Linked DNA regions of Mus musculus: regions 1 and 2 are each linked to region 3. Evidence: chromatin loops called from intact Hi-C (ENCODE). Cell type or tissue: gastrocnemius. All regions are shown on one strand. Links, peaks and the distances in the headings refer to the core of each region. The heading gives the core; the rest is flanking DNA. Region 1 has its middle 11 kb from the start of 8030474K03Rik. Region 2 holds the start of Gm4779 (predicted gene 4779). Region 3 overlaps Nhsl2 (NHS-like 2).

Evidence for each region. Peaks named below come from ENCODE experiments on the same cell type or tissue, not always from the same donor. Only the 100,000 strongest peaks of a DNase experiment are listed, where the experiment ranks them.
Region 1: it touches region 3 in a loop (6-fold over the local background); 26 of 42 quality-filtered maps call a loop at or near these places.
Region 2: it touches region 3 in a loop (6-fold over the local background); 18 of 42 quality-filtered maps call a loop at or near these places.

What each region holds. Positions count from the first base shown.
Region 1 is chrX:101,802,540-101,809,224 of GRCm38, reverse strand. No RefSeq gene overlaps it. Among named protein-coding and RNA genes, the nearest start is that of 8030474K03Rik, 11 kb to the right of the region's middle. In gastrocnemius, for the core only: a CTCF peak has its summit at 3,528 (motif pointing left); a DNase peak (open chromatin) is centred at 3,531.
Region 2 is chrX:101,788,265-101,794,949 of GRCm38, reverse strand. It overlaps Gm4779 (predicted gene 4779), which reads left to right and starts at 505. Exons shown (of 6, transcript NM_001374240.1): 1 at 505-2,013; 2 at 2,613-2,769; 3 at 3,307-3,389; 4 at 3,666-3,711; 5 at 4,302-4,343; 6 at 4,427-4,601. The coding sequence starts at 655. The coding sequence ends at 4,342. It overlaps 8030474K03Rik (RIKEN cDNA 8030474K03 gene), which reads right to left and starts at 294. Exons shown (of 7, transcript NM_001359671.1): 1 at 1-294. The coding sequence starts at 196. It also overlaps the pseudogene Gm9095. In gastrocnemius, for the core only: a CTCF peak has its summit at 3,190 (motif pointing right); a DNase peak (open chromatin) is centred at 3,204.
Region 3 is chrX:101,939,004-101,945,688 of GRCm38, reverse strand. The region is part of intron 1 of Nhsl2 (NHS-like 2); the gene reads right to left. Among named protein-coding and RNA genes, the nearest start is that of Gm25828, 30 kb to the right of the region's middle. In gastrocnemius, for the core only: a CTCF peak has its summit at 3,157 (motif pointing right); DNase peaks (open chromatin) are centred at 2,097, 2,596 and 3,136; H3K27ac peaks cover 552 bases.

The sequences.
Region 1 (6,685 bases), core at 1,121-6,120, 140 kb after region 3:
GAGTATCAACTCCAAATGGATCAAGGACCTCATTATAAAGATTTGAAATTGAATAAAACTTAAAGGGGAGACATTTCTGAATTAAGACTTTAATCACTCAGAGCTACAGCTAATAATTATCTAATGGAATCTTGTGGAACTAAAAAGCAAAGGAAATTGTCAGTCGAGTGAAGAGGCAGCCTAGAGAATGGAAGGAATTCTTTGCCATCTATATACCCTACAGAATTAGTATCTAGAATATACAAAGAACTCAAGAAAACAAAAAGCATAACAAAAATTGCCATGGAACTGAACAGAGTTCTCAAAACAAGAAATATGAATAGATAACATTTTAAGTGTTGGACATCATTAACTATAAAGAGAAATGCAAGTTAAAGCTACTTTGAAATTTCATCTCATCCCAGTCAGAATGGCTATCATAGAAAAAGCCAAATGACAATACTGGCAAAGATATGGAAAAGTAAAAAATTTATCCAAATTGTTTGGATTTGTGTCTTTAATTTTTAAATAGCATTAGAAGCAAAAGCTAGAAAGGGCCCATGAGCTAGAAAGGGGAAGAGGCCTAAGGGGTAGGACACATGTGATAGGAAAGTGGGATACTGGGGGTTCAAGGTTTAAGTGGGGGTGGGAACAGTGAGACAGGGAAGAGCAGGGGGCAGAACTGGGTAAACTCAAGCTAAGGATGTATGAAGAACCCTATGGGAAACCACAACATTGTAAGCTAATTCAAATATGTAATTTAAGTTGGGCTTGGTCGAACACACCTTTATCCCCAGTTACAGTTTAGCCTGGTCTACAGAGCAAGTTCCAGGAAAGCCAAGTTCTACACAGAGGAACACTGTGTCAAAAAATTATATATATAATTTTAAAATAATAGTGTTATGGTTTAGATATGACATGCCTATGTCAGGCAGAGTTCTCTAGAGTAACAAAATTGGCAAAATGGTTCCTGGTATTGCTCACCCACTTTTACTGTACCCCAGGTACTTCTCTTCTTTGGGAACACTGGCATGGAATACTTGGCTGTGGAAGAATGCTGGCTGCTTTCCCTTTCCTCTGTGCAATAATCTAAACTAGTAACTCCCCAGGGAAAACTGCCCCTCTATAAGGGTGGGGCTCAGGTTTCTGATCCTGTCATTAGTTTTGGGAACATTTCAGGAAGTATAACTGAGCTCAGCCGAAAGAGTATCCATCTATTTCCTACTAGGAAATTGTAAAGATAGTTTTCAAGATATTTCATACTAGCTGATTTTAAGTTAAGATTTTTAATGCTGAGAGGATCTGTACTAAGAGAAACAAATCCCTAAGCCCAACCATAATACACGTGGGAACTAAAAACTAGTATTTCAGTGAGACTGGTGTGGACTGAAGATACTGTCACAGTTGAAGAGGAAAAAATCGGAATTTAATTAGGAAGAAGTGAGCATATTGTTTGAGCATTAAATCCCTATTTGCTGAATAAAGTTTAATTTTACTGTTTAAAAACTTGGCAAAATAATTATATATGAATATATAAAATTAATATGGATTAATAATTAATGGATTAATAATTTGATGGCTTTATTTGAAGTGGGAGAATTCTTTGGAAGCCAGCCATATTTAGAGGTAGGTTGCTGGGGTCCTGTTCTTGGGGACTGTGATGGTTTATATATTCTTGGGCCAGGGAGTGGCACCATCTGGAGGTGTGGCCTTGTTGGAATAGGTGTGACCTGGTTGGAGTAGGTGTGTCACTGTGGGTGTGGGCTTAAGATCCTCACCCTAATTGCCTGGAAGTCAGTCTTCCACTAGCAGCCTTTGGATGAAGACATAGAACTCTCAGCTCCTCCTGTGCCATGCCTGCCTGGATACTGCCATACTCCCACCTTGATGATAATGGACTGAACCTCTGAATCTGTAAGCCAGCCCCAATTAAATGTTGTTTTTTATAAGACTTGCCTTGGCCATGGTGTCTGGTCACAGCAGTAAAACCCTAACTAAGTCAGGAACTATACAGTTGTCATCCTTTTTCCTGCCCCCAACCGCCCCCGCAAACACAAGCGTCATGACTGCTATTGGGCAAGCAGCTCTGCCCTTCAGCTCCCTCCCAGTACAATGCTTGGGCTCACCACAACCCAGAAACAATAGAGCTAGCCACTAGTGCAGGGAACTTCAAAAATCATAAAGCAAAATCAGTCTTCCCTCCTATAAAGGATTTATGGTATCTGTCACAAGAAAATAAAATCACTGGCAAGCACAAATGTGTACTAAGCTATGCTTAGAAGTAGTAAGTTCTGCTGTATTATTACACAGTAAGGTGACTACCGGCAACTTTTGTGTGGTCTATCTCAACAGCTGAAAGAGGACTTCATTCCTGGTTCCTGCAAAGAAGGAAGCCTGAGATAACTGACAATAATAGCAAGTGTTAGGTTGCCTGGCCTGGGTGACAACACAACGTGTGGGAAGGTCACCTGCAAGGAACTTGTAAGCAAAATCAGTTTTTGAGGATGCTTTGAGTGTCATGCTTTCTATGGGCTTTCCTTTCAAGTGCAAGCCCTTTTTTCTGGTGATACCCAAGAAACACAGACTCTAGATTCCTGACATTGCAGAAAATGCTGATGAAAGTCTTCTTGGACAGCTAATGATTACTGCTGAGAAATGTGTATTGATCTGGGCCTGAAGATGATTACCAAATGGTAGTGAATAAAGGTTCAGATCGAGGACAGTACATCTGTCATGGTCATGCCCATGTTATTGGAGGTCTGTGATGAACTGGCCTCCTGGGGAAGTGTGTTTTCAAGACAGTTTTCCCTTCTCTAGGCAGTGATCAACTTTTCAACTTCCAGTGTATTAAATAACAAATTTGTTTTTGTCTCTGTAGGGAGATACTGAAGGAATAATTTTGAAAACATTCACAATAAAAATTGTCATGTGGATTTTAAAAAGCTAAAGGAAAGAAAGGATTTTGAATATTTTCATTATGAGAAAATTATTTGAATAAATCAGTATTTCTAATCTGATTCACAAATTACAAAATGTATATAGGTATTGAAAATCTCATGGTATCGTATTAATATGTATAACCTTTGTTTTGTGTATCAGTTTAAATTTTTAATAAAAAGACAAAAATTGCTAAGAGAGACTTTAAGTTTTCCCACCATTGAAGTGCCAGGGCGAGGGGATGCCCAGGTGGGCCCCACCTGCTCAGAGGAGAAAGGGAGGGGAGAGGGAAGAAGGGGGGTAAGGGGTGACCAGGAGGGAGGCAGTGATCAGGATGTAAAGTGAGTAAGTAAATAAATGAATACATTTTTTTAAAAAGATGTCTTATGCTAATACATATGTCAATTAACTCGATTTAGCAATTCCACAGGGTGTACATATTTCAGAACATGATATTACATATAATATGTACAATATTTGCGTTTAAAAAGTAAAATGTAGGGGCTGGAGAGAACTCTTCAGCAGTTAAGGGCACTTACTGCTCTTTTGGAGATAAGGGTTTAGGTCCTAGTACCTACATCCATTTTGAAGGGGTCTGATGCCCTCTTATGGCCTCTGAGGAGTCCTGCATGCATATGTGCACAAAAACTCACACAAGTTCATAAACATACACAATTAAAAAATAGGAAAAAATAGGATAGCCCTATGGTTAAGAGGACTGGCTGCTCTTCCAGTGCACTGATGTTCAATACCAGGCAGCCACATGGTAGCTCACAACTGTCTGTAATTACAATTGCAGGGAATCTGTTGATCTCTTTGGTCCCTGCAAGCACCATGTGCAATACATGATGCACAGACATACATGCAGGCAAAACACCCAAACACATAAAATAAATTTAAATTAAAAACAAATATTCAAGGGGCTGGCGAGATGGCTCAGTGGGTAAGACCACTGACTGCTCTTCCGAAGTCCTGAGTTCAAATCCCACAACTACATGGTGGCTCATAACCACACATAATGAGATCTGACACCCTCTTCTGGTGCATCTGAAGTCAGCTACAGTGTACTTATATATAATAATAAATAAACCTTTGGGCCTAAGCTAGCAGGGACTGAGCAAGTGGGGCCGACTGGAGTAAGCAGAGGTCCCAACAATCAATTCCCAACAACTACATGAAGGCTCACAACCATCTGTACAGCTATAGTGTACTCATATGCATAAAATAAATAAATAAATCTTTTTAAAAATATTCAAAATAAAAAATATGCTAGGCATGGTACTATATGCCTTTCAGTTGAGGATTCAGGAGAGACGCAAGCAGCCAGGTCTCCTGAGTTCCAGGCCAACCAGACAGGCTACACTACGAGTCCTTGTCTTAAAAAACAAAGGTAGAATATGGTGGCTGTGGTGGCTCTAATCCAAGTACTCCGAAAGCTGAATCAAGAGGGTTACCATATGTTTGAGGTTCAAGGCAAGACTGGGTGGGCTACAGAGTGAGATTCGGGCTAGTCTGGATAACAGAGTGAAGCCCTGTCGACAAAAAAAAAAAAAAAAAAAAAAAAAAAAAAGATTTCTTTGTCCAAAAATATTGGTGTGTGGGACCAGAGAGTTACCTCGGTGGTTAAGAGCACTTGTTGCTCTTACAGAGGACCTAAGTTTGATTCCCAGCACCCACATGACTGCTCAGAACTGTCTGTCACTCTGGTTCCAGAGAATCCAAAACCACCTACTGACCTCTGAAGGCACCAGGCATTCATGGGGTCAACAAACATGCTGGCAAAACATCCATGCACACAAAATAAAAATAAATAAAACTAAAAATACTTGTAAATGTATGAGGTTCCCATATTGGTGTAAAAATTCTGCTTTTAATTATTTATTTTTAAAAAGCAAAGTTTCTGGGATAAAGAAATGACTCAGAGGTAAGAGCACTTGCTGATCTTCCAGAGGACCTGAGTTTGGTTCCCAGCACCCACACAGCAGCCCACAAACACCTGTAACAATTCCAGGGGACTCAGCACCCTCTTCCGACCTACAAAGGAATCTGAACACATGTAACATGCACACAGAAAGATATAACACAAATATTAAAATGAAGATAAAGGTAAATGTTTTTAAAAGAGAGTTTCAAAATTAGTTGTTCGTATAGCATGTTTCCAATAGCATCCTCTGAGAGAGCTGAGAGAGAAAAGCAAGCAAAACATCCATGGGTGAGGAAGGAAACAAAGTGTGGTCTATTCTTTCGTCTTAAGATGAAATTTTATTTGTACTTAAGAAGGAATTTCCTATGCATCCCATAAACATGGAGGGACCTTGAGGACATGACGATAGGGATCTAGTCTCTCAAAACATCAAATACTAAGGCTGGAGAAATTGTTCTGTGGTTAAGGGCACTTGCTGTGCAGTCATAAGGACTGGAATTTGGATCCCAATAAGTATGCCGCAAGCCAGGCATCCTGAAGATGCCTGTATCTCCAGTTCCAAGGGATACAATCCCCTCGTGGCTCCCATGTACACATAGGCAGGCATAGCTACACAATGTGACAAATGCATGCCCACCTAAAATTTTAAACAGTAAAATGTTGCATGCTTTTACTTGGATGAAGAATCCCAAAGAGTCAAACTCAGAGGAACAGAAGAGAGGATGGTGGCTTTCAAAAGCTAGAGGCACAGGAATGTGGGAGCTCCTTTTTTATGGTTACACATTATTTTCCTCTTATTGAAAATAGCATTAGTTTCCTCCTGTGACATATCCTGATTACAGTTTGCTCTCCCTCTACTTCTCCTCCCACCCAGATCCCATCCATTCACAAATGTCTACTTACGCTCTTCATTAATTTTGTTACACTCCACTCTTAGCAATACAATGCTGTGGACACCAATTTCTCAGCAGGTGTCAATATCTTAGATTAGACCAGTGGCATTTAACCTGCCAGTTGCAACATTCTTGACTTCTCACAGGGGTCATTTAAGAAACAAATATTTACATTATGACTCATAACAGTAGCAAAATCACAGTTATGAAATAGCAAAGGAAATAATTTTATGGTTAGATGTCACCACAACATGAGGAGCTGTATTAAAGTGTCATAGACTTAGGAAGGCTAAGGAAAGCTGGCTTAGTCCCTCAGAGGACACTGTATCTTTCAGTAAGGTACAGGTCATGTTTGTGAAGAATCTCAGAGGAATCCTGGCTCCCAGTCCCAGGGGAATGTTGCTAAGGCACCCCCTAGTGCCAGTGCATCAGGGGCAGGCACACAGCTCAGCCACCTTCCAAGGCCGTCACTGAGCTGACTTGTAGCAGGAGGCAGGACAGAGCTTGGGTATTCTCCAGGGCACACCTCTCCTGGCTGAGAAGGAGGCTGAGAAAGAGTGGGGGGTGGGGTGGAAGGAAAGGAACCCTCCTAACTCCTCCTTTCCAGTGGGGCCCAATTTTATTTGTCAGAACTGAGCCTGGGAACCTGCCACTTCCTCCCCTAGAGGCAGCGGGATCAGCAACACACCATTGGGCAGCAGTAGGCCTGGATGAAGAGGAAGAAGGTTTTGTGCATACATGCAGCCGCACTGGTGACAATGGCCCTGAGCGTGCAAGAACAGTGCCTGGTGCAGGAATGCACCACAGCCAGGCCTGACTGACTTGTGCAAGCTGCCAAAAACCCAGGTACAGAATCTGTCAGACTTCACTCAGCTCTTAGGCCTGGCAAACTTAGCCAATGTAGCTCAGAATGAGAGCCACATCTGGACGAACCAAGAGCATCCATCCTCTC
Region 2 (6,685 bases), core at 735-5,734, 150 kb after region 3:
CCAGAGGCCCTTGGAGGGGGCTCGGACCCTCTGCAACTCCTGGGCTGATCACAGGGTCCCCTAACCGCTCCCTGCCCTCCTGGCTCAAGCCAGCTTCAGAACCAGACACCTGATGCTGGGAGTTCGCATCTCCGGTAAGAAGGGTGTCCTCATCATCACAGGCTGTGGGGACTGCCGCCTTACCCAAAGAGCTCATGTCGGCAGCATGCGATACGGAGGAAGAGTCTCCCCGCTCCTCACCACGGCCTTTCGTCACAGCTAGGGCAAGCTTCTCCGAGAACTTGGCGAGCCTTCGAAGTCTCGAAACCGCCTCACTCAGGAAAGGTCCCCAGGCCCCGCCCTTTCCTTAAGAGTCCTTGTCTCTATTGGATGGGGCTTCGAGGAACGGCCCAACAATAGGCGCCCTGGTTGGTGGCTAGTGGAGTGGCAGACCAATGAGAACGGCGAGACTAGGCCCTGGGGGGGGGGGGCACACTGCTGCGCGAAGTCTCGCGAGACTTGACCGGAAGCGGATGGCACCTGCAGCCGCGGCGGAGGTGACGGTTGCCTTCGCCCAGGCGTAGCCAGCAGTGCGGTGAACGGCGGCGGCAGCGGCAGCGGTGGCAGCGGCAGGTCTCCCTCGGACAGACAGACAGCGCCTGCAGGGCTGGAACCATGAGTTCTCCTGATGAGGTGTCTTTTCGGGGGACCAATTGGGGGCCGGAAAGTGGGGAGCACACAGAGAGACGCCGGTTTGCCCATGGATTCCCGCGGGGACACGGCCCCGGCCCCGGCCCCGAGGAGAAGGTGTGCCTTCAGGTCTCCAGGCCTCCCCAGTACGACTCGTGGTTAGACAGGGAGGAGATGGACGGAAGGTCAGTCATTTGGGGCTGCGAGGGGCGGCCCGGCACCCCAGTGGATGACAGAGGGGACAATCTGGACTTTGTACAGCAGCTAGCCATCGAGGGTACAAGCTTCGGGCAGCACATAGCCAACCGGGAGGCCTGGGGGATCCACGGACATCAATCCCCCCCAAGCTGTGCTGCTGAGCCCATTAGCATTTGGGGAGACTCAGACGCAAGCACGCTCAGAAGAAGCATGCGGCCTCAGACCTCAACGGAAGGGAAGCAGGTCACAGCTACCCAACTGCACCCCAGAGGTCCGGGGCGAGGCAGGGCCTGGATGACCCCAAGAAGAAGTGCCATGAGTAGGGTAGTAACCAGTGATGACATTCAATGTCCCTCCTCCAGCCCTGAGTCTTCTGATGAGTTCAGTGAGACACAGATGATGAGGGTAACCATTTGTCTCAAAGAAGGAAACCAGCCCAAGTCCGCTGGCCTCACTGAGCAGGAAGATCCAGCTAGACACACGAATGTCCATGGCAGGGAAAGTTTTGTCCATGTGCCTCCCTCTATGCTGGCCTCTACTCCAAGAGGACTCGGTTCAGCCATCGAAAAGCAGGCTTCGGGAGAGCTGGAAAGCTCTTCAGCTAAGAAAAAACAAACTATGGTTTGGAGCAAAGAAGGGGGCAGGCCCAGCCACCAAGGAGCTACTGCAGCAGCAGCAGCAGCTGCCACTGCCACTGCCTCTGCCTCTGCCTCTGCCTCTGCCACTGCCAATGCCACTGCCTCTGCCTCTGCCTCTGCCTCTGCCTCTGCCACTGCCACTGCCACTGCCTCTACTGTTGCCCCTGCCCCTGTTGCTGTTGCTTCTGCTGGCTTATACAAGATAAGTCCAAGAAAGAAGCCAGCCCAGGAAAAGCCATCTCAGTGGGACACCTCAAGAGGACCCGTGGCGAGAATCTTCCCACCATGGGGACAGAGACTCAAATCAGCTACTGTAGAACCAGCCACTTTCCCCCCAATCTCAGGGGTTGCTCTGCTAGGGAAGGCAAGTAAATGCTCACTGCCTTCAGGGCCCAAAGAGTTCAAGTCCGTCTGCACTGGGAAGAAATCCATAGCAAAGAAGACAAGGGAGCCACAGGCAGGGCCCAAAGAAGATAACTCACCGAGAGATCCTGGTCTGCAGGCCCAAGTGAGTAGACCATGCCCTCTCTCCTGTCACCCTGCCCTTCCCCTTCCCGGCACATACGTTTGTGCTGCTCCCCCTGCCCCTGCCCCTGCCCCTGCCCCTGCCCCTGCCCCTGCCCCTGCCCATGCCTTGGCTTGGGAAGTTGTCAGTGGACACTCATCCTGATTAGGATGTCTAGTGTGGAGTCCTGGTGGTAAATAAGGGTGGATATCAAGGGAGCCTCAGTTAGGGGTTGCTTCCTGTTCCCTTCCCTGTGCATTTCCTCTCTCTAACCAGGTCTGGGGAGGGAAATGTGTCTGGCTGTCAGTTTGGGTGGTTGCTGTCCAGAGAGCCCCTACAGTGTGGGCTGAACAACTTGAGCATATAGCCAGTCCTGAGGGCCTCCTGGCTCCTCCCTGGCTCCTCCCCAAGGAAGCCAGGCCAGGACCTGAGGCTTTTCAGTGTCTGTGGGCTCCTTCCTGGCTGAGCTCTGCCTCCTGAGCTGAGGGTGACTGAGGACAGGAGGTGCAGAAGGGATGAGCCTCCCAAGCCTCCATTTTGTTACCCCCTTTCCCTCAGCCCCTCAACAACATATACTCAGTGATAAGTATTTTGTGTGTGAGGTTCCACTACACAGGGCAGAGCAGCCTTCCGTGTGCATGCATCGTGGAGAAATGAGCAGTGGAGACTCCAACACCAGAGCCCCTCAAGTTCCAGCAAACCCACAGTTCTTCTTGATCCAGAGATGTGCCAGACCCAGAGCACCACCTGCACCTGCTGGTGAGACTTTGGGGCTTGGAGAACAGTGGGGGAGGCTGGGGAGAGGGAAGCAACCTGGGGCTCTGTTCTTTTGAGGATTGCAGCCTTGCTTCTTAGGCTTCTCTGATGAGGTAGGTAGGGAGTCCACAGGAGACTGGGTATGGTCAGGGCTGACCTCAGGTCACGTTGGGAAATGAGTGAGATTGTGGGATGCATGACTTTAAAGGTAGGGCAATATGAGTTCCATCTTGAACACGACAGATTTTGCTGCTGAGCCCTATACATGCACTGAGCTCCTAGCTTCTAGCCATGGTGGTAGTCCTGCTAGCATACACTCAGTGCCACTGTCTTAGGGGCTCACAGCACCTTTATGCTGCCTCTGGGCTGCAGTAAGGGCAAGAATAGAGCTAGATAGAGGTGAAGACTTACCAGGTACAAGGTGCTGCCAGCAGAGGGCACTGCGGCCTCATTTTGGACCCCATTAGTCCCTTCCAACTTATATAATCCTGTTTCTCATCCCCACTCCTGTGTGTGTCTGTGTGTGTTTGTATGTTTCAGGTGACCAGGAATTACCTCTACGTCTGCCATTCCCAGTTGGCGATAGGCAGCATCAAATACAAGCCATAGGGGGCTGCCAACAGGTAAAACTTTTATCAGCTCTCTGAAATGCTAGCCTCAGGTAGACCCTGAGCTGACTGTCAAAGTTAACCTGACAATTAACCTCCTGTGCCAACTCCTGTCCCAAATTGCACGGGGGGGGGGGGGCACCTGCTTGCTCTTCAAGGTTTTTGCCAGTCTTATCCCAGGACTGTGGATAGTGGGAGGTGTAATGATAAAGGGCACGTGTGGATGGAGCAGAGAAGAAGCCAGGACACTGAATATTAATCTCTCTTTTTCTTTCATGCCTGCTGGGCTAGTGTGAGATGTTACAGAAGGAAATAGATGAACTCAAGGAACAACTCGGTATGGCCTACCCCGGGCAGGAAAGATATTGGGACAGGGGCAGAGGGGGGAGCTTAGTGTTTGGGTGCAGGTGGTTACAGTGGGTGGTGGGGCAGGCCCTCATGGGGAAGGTGACATGAATCAGGCCAGGCTGGGAGCCCTGTGTGCCTTGACTTCTGGAACTTGCACCAAGAGGCTCTCTGTTCTCCCATGTGCTGTACAGATGAGTCCCCCCAGCCTCTTCTCTCTGGACATTCAGATGTTCCTCCTTAGCTTTCCCTTGAAGTCCTGGCACCTGGAATTTTTGGGTGTCTGTTGACACATGTTTGTTTGTTTGTTTGTTTGTTTGTTTCACAAGTAGGGCTGGCACTGCTGTGACCCAGCGTTTGAGGACTGCCTATCCATGCTGTTCTCCTGTAGAAAACGTTTGCACATAGCGCTCGGTGATGGGTGGGGGAGTGTGTCCCAACTCTGTCTGCTTGGATGGGGGCTGGAGGGCAGTGAGGCGGCTGTCTGGAAGTTCCTGTGGAGCAGAGCATGGGTCTCAGGCGGGTGGGTTCCTGTCCTGTGTGTCTATGTCTGGAATACCCATTTTTACCTCTGTGTTTCAGCAATCATGCAAGTCTTCAAAGAAAAGTTCCAGGATCCTTGAAGTGAGTGTCCTATCGACAGCCCTTGCCACACTCCTGACTGCTCAGGAAGCAAGAGCTGGCCTGACTCTGTTTTTGCTTGGCAGGTTGGACTCAAGAGTTTCTCCCCACAGAAGAGGCCAAACTACCACCTGTGGATCCTGCTTCCTTCCAGTTTTCTTCGACAGCAGTGGTTCCCACCTTCCTAATGCTATGGCCTGCTCATGGGCTTCATTTTGTGATGTTAACCCTCTACCATAAAGCTATTTCATTGTTACTTCACAGCTGTACTTTTGCAACTGTTGTTTATCATCGTGTACTGTCTGATGTGTGAGCCTGTGGGAGTTGCTACCCACAGATTGAGAGCGTCTGCTCTACAGTCAGTCAGAGCTGAGCTGTGCCCCTGTTTTTACCCCAAGCCTGCCCCTGGTGACAGCTGTTTCACATTGAGTACTTTGGCTGTCCTGGAACTCACTCTGTAGACCAGGCTGGCCTCGACCTCAGATATCTGCCTACCTCTGCCTCTGCCTCTGCCTCTGCCTCTGCCTCCCGAGTGCTGGGATTAAAGGCGTGCGCCATCACGCCCGGCTCTGAGTCCTTTTGTCCTATGTTCAGCCCTTTTCCTTTTGGTGGGTGATGAGGTGCAACAACAGGGTGTTCTTTTCCTGCCCCTCTAGGAACACTAGTCCTCACCTACAATGCAGTCTATCTCCCCCAAATATGGTTCTCATGGATGAACTTCTCAAAAAGGAAATAATGTGATTTTTTGGAAAAGAACAAAAAGAGCAGTAGTCCCTTAGTGGGACGTGGGGCAGCTTCTGAGCAGGCACCATGCACCCAAGCTTAGCCAGCTGTTCCGGGCCTGGATTCTTAGGGGCCAGGCCTGACAGCAGCCAGCATTTCCCACCTTTGCCGAAGACCCTGCCCTTGCCCTGACTCCTGTCTTCTCTGGGACAGTCTCATACAGCCCATTTTTGTCTCCTGTTCCCTGCATGCAGCAATCCTTTCTCCTCTCCAAGTCTTCCCCTATCCCAGTCTCTGCCCTTCCGGATCAGCCTCTCTCTGGGAGGCACTGCACTCGGGGAGGACCGGACTAGAATTTGTACTACATCGTTAGGCCTCTGCATAGTCCTCCCCTTTGAAATGAGTTTCCAAGTCCCCTGGCCAGCCCTGGACCATGGCACTAGAGGTGTAGAGAAGGCACCAAGATTGCACCTACATGGGTTGTAGAGAACGTGAAGCCACACACACTGTGCACACAGGGTGTAGGGAGCATAGAAGAGTGCCTACTTGTCTCTGGCTTGGTGTTGGTGAAGTGAGTCTTTAGTGCTTCTGTGAGCCAACACGGGGAACCTTCCCATGGCAGTGGAAGTGAGGGTCTAGGGCCTGAATGTCCACATCTTCCAGGTCCTGGCCTGACAAGTGTTCTCATCTCCATCTGAAAAGTTCTGGTTTTCAAAAGTTTGGTGTGTGTCTGTGTGTGTGAGAGAGAGAGAGAGACAGAGACAGAGAGGAGAGGGAGAGAGAGACAGAGAGGAGAGGGCTGAGGGAGAGGAAAGGGAGGGAGACGGGGAGCCTGAACTATGGAAGAGCGTCACACTGTTAACACCTGGGGAATCTCTCCTACCCTGCATCCAGAGTTTATTTTTAAAAAGATTTATTTATTTTATGTGAGTACCAAGTTGCTGCCTTCAGACACACCAGAAGAGGGCATCAGATCCCATTACAGATTGTTGTTAGCCACCATGTGGTTGCTGTAAATTCAACTCACTCCTCTGGAAGAGCAGTCAGTGCTCTTATCCCCTGAGCCATCTGTCCAGCCGGATTTTTTAAGTGGATTCCAAAGTGTGAACTCAGGTTTTCAGGCTTGAACCATCATGCTAGCCTGTGCATATGGGTTCTTTTTTTTTTTCTTTTGACGTCTAGGAACTTTATTTTCCTTCCACCTCTCCTCCATTGTTCAGGTGTCTCCTGAGCAGAGGAGTTCAGGACCACTCAGTGGTGGCTCCAACCCACTCGGTGGCCTGTTCTGTGGGAGCTGCTGACCAGTCCTCAGTGGCTGGCTGTGCTCTCCAGGCTTCCGCGGGGGAACTGCTGGATAGGCACAGAGGGAACCTGCACACCCTCAGACCAGTCGGCCACCTCAGGCTGAGCAGCAGTGAACTCAGGAGCTGGTGTGGTCCGTTAGCCCTAAAATTCCTCCTTGGTCATAGCCTTCTCAGCAGGCTGCCCCTCCTCAATCTCCTCTGGGTCTCTGTGGAAGAAAAGATCAGGCATGACCTCCCATGGGTGCTCAATGGGAGATAGAACCTGGCATGAGGAGTACTTCCCGGGCCAGCATCCACCACATCAGACCCACTGAGTGA
Region 3 (6,685 bases), core at 501-5,500:
GAAGTTCTGGGGTTCCAGTGGCCTTTGAAGCCCTTGAGATCTCTCTAAGGAGTTTGGCAGCTCTTACCTCGATGCTTCGTCTGCTCTTTACTAAGAGTGTCACGGTTGACTGTCATTTGGTCCCAGCAAGGCATCCTTTCATGAAATGCTTGCCACTGAAGGGCACTAATGCTCATTAATAACTGTATACTTGGCTGACCCACCACAGGAACTGCCTTCCTTACCCCACTCTGCTACCAGAGTGCCCTTTGGGAGCCTGCTAAAGGGCCTCTGCCATCCCCTTTCTTCTTCTATCCTTTCTACCCTTCCTTTTTCTACCCTTACTTCCCTGTCCCTGGCTTTGGCCCTGCATCTCAGCCATTCCTTTATTGGCTCTTTCAAAAACCCTCATCCAAATATAGTAGCCACAGGGAAACAGCTATAAAGAATGGCCCAATTGGGGAGAATCTTATCTCTGGGTCACTCTTTGTCCCCACTGGGGGTTGAGGAAGAGGGCAAAACTGAATGGTGCCTGGCTGATGCCCTTAGGCAACTTACCAACCAGTGCAGGGACTGACCACAGAGTGGGGAGGGTGACTGTTTGTCTCAGGGACTGGGGAAGGCTTTCCTAAAGACAAAAACATTTCAGCCAAGCCTTGAATCCCAAGAATTCACACTGCGGTGAGAAAAGTTCAAAGGGCATTGAATAATTGTAAGGCCATGAGGAGCAAAGGGCAGTGTACGCTCACTTGGCATTGGCTACACAGCAAGGTCTGGGATCAAGGAAAGCAGGGAGCCTGGAAAAAGTTAACTGGAACCAAGTGACCAGAATGACAAGGGATAGAGGTCATGGAGGTCAGATTGCTAAGTGGCACTGGTGCAGGGTATAGGTGGCACTGGCAAATGGTAGGATGGGGTGAAAGCCAGAAGATACTTTTAGCTGAGTGCATGACGTGGCCAACTATGGAGAGTCTTGGGTTCTAGCCCCTGTACAACTAAACTGATGATTTCAAAGGACAGAGAAACAGAAATAGAATAATTGGGACACTGCTAATATGGTCCCAATACAAGATGAAGCCCTGGATGGGGATACTCGCACCAAGAATGGGAGCATGAGGCAGAGAAGAGGCAGCACAGCTCTTGTGTGCTATATGATGGGCCTATATCCTGCTGTCACTCTTCACCCTTCTCAATGCGACAGGGCAAGATGATGCAGAGATTCCTCCATCTTGTATTTTGCTGAGGCCATTTTAGTTTTAACTAGAATCTGATGTCCTTGATGGAGAGTCCTGCGGAAATTATCTAACTCTATTCCAGGTATCCAAGGTCCAGATGCCCAGCTAACAACTTAGCCTCAGTTAAACTGCCTGCCTGCAGACCTTCCCCTGCAGCTGTTGAGGTATTATGATGTGGCTTTTGTCTTTACACCCTTACCCTAAACACTCGAGGCTACGCTTGGGTCCCGAACACCTGAGTGTAGTTCCAGTTGGCTGGAATAAAGACTTTCAGTTGTCTATGAACTGTATCTGAGTGGTCATCTGGGTGCTTGTGGGGGGTTCCCGGTAACACCAATACCTTAACCTGTAGCCATTTTAATGGGAGCTCAGGCCTCCAGTGCAACTTCTACCATAGTGTATTCTCATCCAACAACACCTACCCAATACCTACCCACCCTCTGTCCCTGGGGCTGGATTGCAGTAGCCTGTGGACATTCCCAATCATGCCACCAGCAGATCCCTAACTGCTATGCTTGTGGCTTGCTTCTTGGCTCCAATCCAGTTTGGTAGGACTGTGGTCTTGTGGGCTTCTGGGATCTGATCCAGCAATTAAGGATCATTTCATACCGTTGGGGTGAACCCAGCGTTTCCCAGTTCTGTGCTTGTCAGTGCAGAGGGCTGGCTTAGCATTTCACATTGGAGCAGCTTCCTTTCAGCTCCCTACTGTCAAGTTCCTTCCAAATGTCCTGCAGCCAGGGCCTGTCCCTTCTGTCCCCTGGAAATACCTGGAAATGTGTAGAGGTATGTCTGGTTGTCCCAGCCGCTCCAGAGTACAACTGCCACTTTGGGTCAGGAAAGTCCACACTGCAAAGGAGAGCCTCGCACTGCAAAGAACTGTGTAGCCTCAACTGCTAACAGTGTGCAGCTGCCCCCATGCTGCCCACCCCCTGCACACTGCATGCTGCACACTGCACACATGGTCTTGCTGTCTGAAGTTTCTTCTACTCACTGGACATTGTAGTTTTAAAAATATCAATGGAAAACTTCGAGAAATAAACAATTGTGAATTTTTAAAAAATAACTTTTCTAGACGTTTGTGGCTATGAGTCTGCTTATTAGTTGTTGTTAATCTCCTCCTGTGACTAGTTTATCAATTGGGCCTTGTCATAGGGCTTTCTGAAAGGAAGAACAATACACTCAGTGGGTGTCTTGGAGCTGGCACTCCATAGATAAGGGGCAACTCGAACTCTGAGTTCAAGTTCTCCGAGGCTGTCATTTTCTACCTTCCTTGTCCAGCAGAGAAGGGTGCGCACTAGGTGCTTGAGACATTAATAAATCATTCCATGGCTTCATTGTGACTGAGCAGCATGCTGCTGGGTGCTCGAGACAAGGGGACAAGCACACTCGGGCAGCGCCTTTACACCCAGGCCAGCTTTAGCTGCCTGCTGAGGTCATCCTAAAAACCTAGCATGCTTCACTTCCAACACAGGTCCTGCCTAATGCTGAGCTACAAAAATCATTCATTCGTCAGGCATCAAGGGCCCACTGAACTAAATTCAAAGTAGTGCTCAGCCATGATCTTGTGGATTGCACCAGAATAGAGGAGTCCTGGGTGGGGGCTGGTAGTTGAGGTGGGGCCTGAGACGTTCCTGCCCGGCTCAGACAGTCTCTGGGGACTGGGGGTGGGGGAGCTGGTGTGGATGGAAATATGCACCACATGGTCTGAACTGCAGGGCCAGCCCTCAGCTCTCACAGCCCCAAACACTTCCAGATGGATTTATTTATAACTCCCCAAACAGAGGCGGCACTTGACGCTCTGCCTCATTCCCCTCCCCACCACTGAACAGGGCCAGGCTGTCTCTCTCCACTCCGGAAACCAGCAGGAGACAGGGAATGTGCAGCAAGTGACTGAATCACAGCTCTGTACAGTCCAAGCTCCGGGTCACCACTGTCCCCTAGGTGGCAGCAGCAGCCCACTGTGTAGGTGTGCCTGCTGAACCTGGTCATCAGTGATCACCTGGTTCAAGTGGCTACTTGCAGAATGGCTGCTGAGGGGGTGGTGTGAGCTGTATCCACTTTGACAAGTCTTCCCAGGCCTGCTTCCATCTCGTAAAGCCAAGGCACACCCAGGTCAACTTCCCATCCTTTGCATCTGGGCATTCGAAGTTCCCTCCTCTCTACTGCCTACTAATACTGCTTTTCACGGTATAGGCTTTCAGAGGTTTGGAACGCTGACATTTCCAACTCTACCTCTTTTTGCAAACAGGAGACAGCTGAGAGAGGCTGAGTAATGTGCCTAAAGTCACACAGCAAGCTAGATAGCAGAGACAGAATAGGACAATCCAGCCCTTCCTCTGATGCTAGGAACCTCCTAAATTCCATTTTCCTCCTGTGTATCAAGTGGAACTAGCAGGTGGTATGCTGGCTCTGCATGGAGCTCAAGAGGGCCCCATCACTGGTTCCCTGGGTGACTTTTGATGACTTAGTCTTCCTCTCTTAACTCAAGTTCTTGATCTTTTTCTTTTAAGAATGAAATAGTGAATTTAAATATCTTAGACTAGCACCCTCAATAGCACCCTCAGTAATGAACAGGGACAGGATATACCTCAGATACAGCATTTGTTTAAGGTGTGTGAAGTCTAGCTTTCATCTGTAGTAACACACACACACACACACACACACACACACACACGCATACACACTGAGCACAATAGTTTTTTTTTTATTTAGATGCATCACTATGGAGCTTAAACGTTCATCTCTTGATACATAGGCAAACATTTCCTTCTGCCTTCTCACACAGAAAGAGGTAAGCCATGTGACTTCAAAGAGATTGAGTGGACTACTGAGGGTGTGCTTCTAGGACCAGAGGAAGTGCTTGGACCATGGAGTCTGGGCATCCCATAGAGTGTAAAAGACAATCTCTTACCTGATACACTAGCATCCTCACCCCATTCTGACCTATCTTCCCTGTTTCATGGCTGGCCTGGAGCTTGTGGTCCAGAGGTTTAGTACATGCACCAACATGAGCAGGCACATTTTGGTGACCCTAAAATGGGTCTGTGGACATGTCAGGTGTTGAAGAACACTTTGGCCCCATGCCTGAGGTCTTCCTACATAGCTCCTTTCTTAGCCAGGGCTAAGAACTGGAGGTGACTAGAGGGTGTGTGTGTGGGGGGGGGGGAAGCAGACAAAGGTTCCAGAGAAAAGTTTCTAGACTCTAAATATCTGCTTCCTATAAATCCTTTCTGCCACCAAAGTTACAACCCACGTCTGCCAGACCCACCCCTCTGCATCCAAGGGTCCAGACAAGTTTTCCTGCAACTGTTCAGAAACACATGACAGCAGACTGCTGCCCCAGTGGGAGCCCCTGGCGTGCGCACATTCCTTCCTGCTTGCTGCTGCACAATTAGGCACGCATAATTTCTCTGTGTTTTCCCACCCCACACCGCACGCCAGTGACGGCACATGGGAGTAGCAAGCTCTGAGCACACACAGGCAAGGTGCTTCTGTCAATTGTGACAGAATCAAATGCGACTCATCAAATGGGCCCCAAATCCCAACAGCAATCCGGCCTCATCTGTTTCACCTTTTCAGTGGGCTACCTACCAGGAGGCTTGGGGTTCCCGAGAGGGCACGGGGCACAGAGTAGGTGCATGACACATGCCTGATCTCTGTCTAAGCAGAAAAACCTCTCAGAGTCTGTGCTCTCTTTCTAAGAGAGTCTGGGGCAGCTCCTCTCCGTCTCCAGAAGCTGCTTTATACGACAAAGTCTTTGGCCCTGATTACAGAAACTGACTACCGAAACTAAGGCTCATCCTACCGTGTGGCTCTCTGAGCTTCAGTTTTCCTCTGTGACATGGGAGCAGTGTTGCCATCCACACAGTGTTCCTCTGAGTCAGGGATATGAGCGTCTGTCAACAAATGCTACTTTTATACTGCCTTCCCGTGCTACGAAAGTAAATTCACATACATTCTAAACTTACCTCGAGGCACACACATACATGCTACACAGACATACATGCTGGCAAGACATCCATACACATAAAATGAAAAAAGGATCACCTCAAGGCAAATTGTTCCATCTCAGTATTGATGGAACACTTTGTCAGTACCAGCATGAGAGAAACAGAAGAAATTCACAGAGTTTCACATGTACATAAGAGGTCGTGGTATATGTAGGAACTTGGGCATGAATGAAATAGTTCAGATAAGGTAATTCAAATGCCTTTATGAGCCAACCCGACAGAATAGTGAAAAAAGGTGGGGGAATCTAATAAGGACTAGTGGGGACTGTGAAGGGCTGGACAGGACATTGTTCTAGTTAGAGGGGAAGCCACCATCCCAATCTAGTTACCTACTGTCCTGTGGAAATGCACATCTAGTAATACCAGATTTTTCTGTTTTTCCAAAGGAGCCAGAAATCCAGACCACATGGAAAGATTCCTAACTGTTCTGGGACACAATTTGTGGCTATTAGCCCAGTGGTCACCAGTCTGTAGCTTCTCCATAATGATAAATGATGTTTGTCAAAAATAAGTGCTACTGATGGAAAAGGAGAAAGCCAACCCCCACACCCTCTCTGACTTCCACATGTGCCCTGTAGCACGTGCGTGTATGTGCACACTTGCACATATACAAAGAACTGTGAAAAAAAGTAAATTTTAAAAAATTTCAATGCGCCCATACCAAAGAACAATTCAGATGGCACCTCAAAGGCTGGGTATGGAGTTGGCATAGAGAAGGGAACAGCTTTTTGGCAAGACCAATGGCAAAACCAAGCTGTGATGAGATGTATCTGTTTGTCATGTTCTGGGGCATGAGAGACTTCTGATCACAGTCTCAGGAGGCGAGATTTCTCATGGCCGGAAGCAGGAAGCTCCCTGTGTAGAGAGTGAGAAAGGTAGGCAACTGTTGCTTAGACAGCTTGAGCCTGAAAGAGCATGCAGAGGAATACTAAGCACAGATAAACTGACTGTGCCATTGGCAAGAGTGGGAAAGGACACTTTCAAGAATAGGATGATATGAAAACCTAGGAAGAAGATGCACAAGGCCTGGTCAGGGTGATGAGGATAAGTGATGGCTTAGCCATAAATAGGTCATTTGTAACCCCTCCTCCAAGGCTCAGGGAACATCTTGGAAGAGAGTGCAGAAAGAATATAAGAGCTGAAGGATGGGGGGGTCAGCGGGAGTGCTGGGAAATCTGTCATAGAACATGGAACAGCTGTCTGGCCCTTGAGCTTACAGCAGTTGCCACTGGTACCTGTAAACTTGTGGACAATCCTAACGAAACTCATTGGGTCATCAAAACCAAGCAAATACAAACCTGAACACAGAAGAGGGACTGGGTCAGGGAGGAGGAATAGGATAAGCAAGAATGGAAGGAGAACAGGAGATAATAGCGGGGCATGACTATGATAAAAAGAACTTTATATGTGTGTATATATGAAAATGCAATAATAAAGCTATCATGTATAATAAACATATGC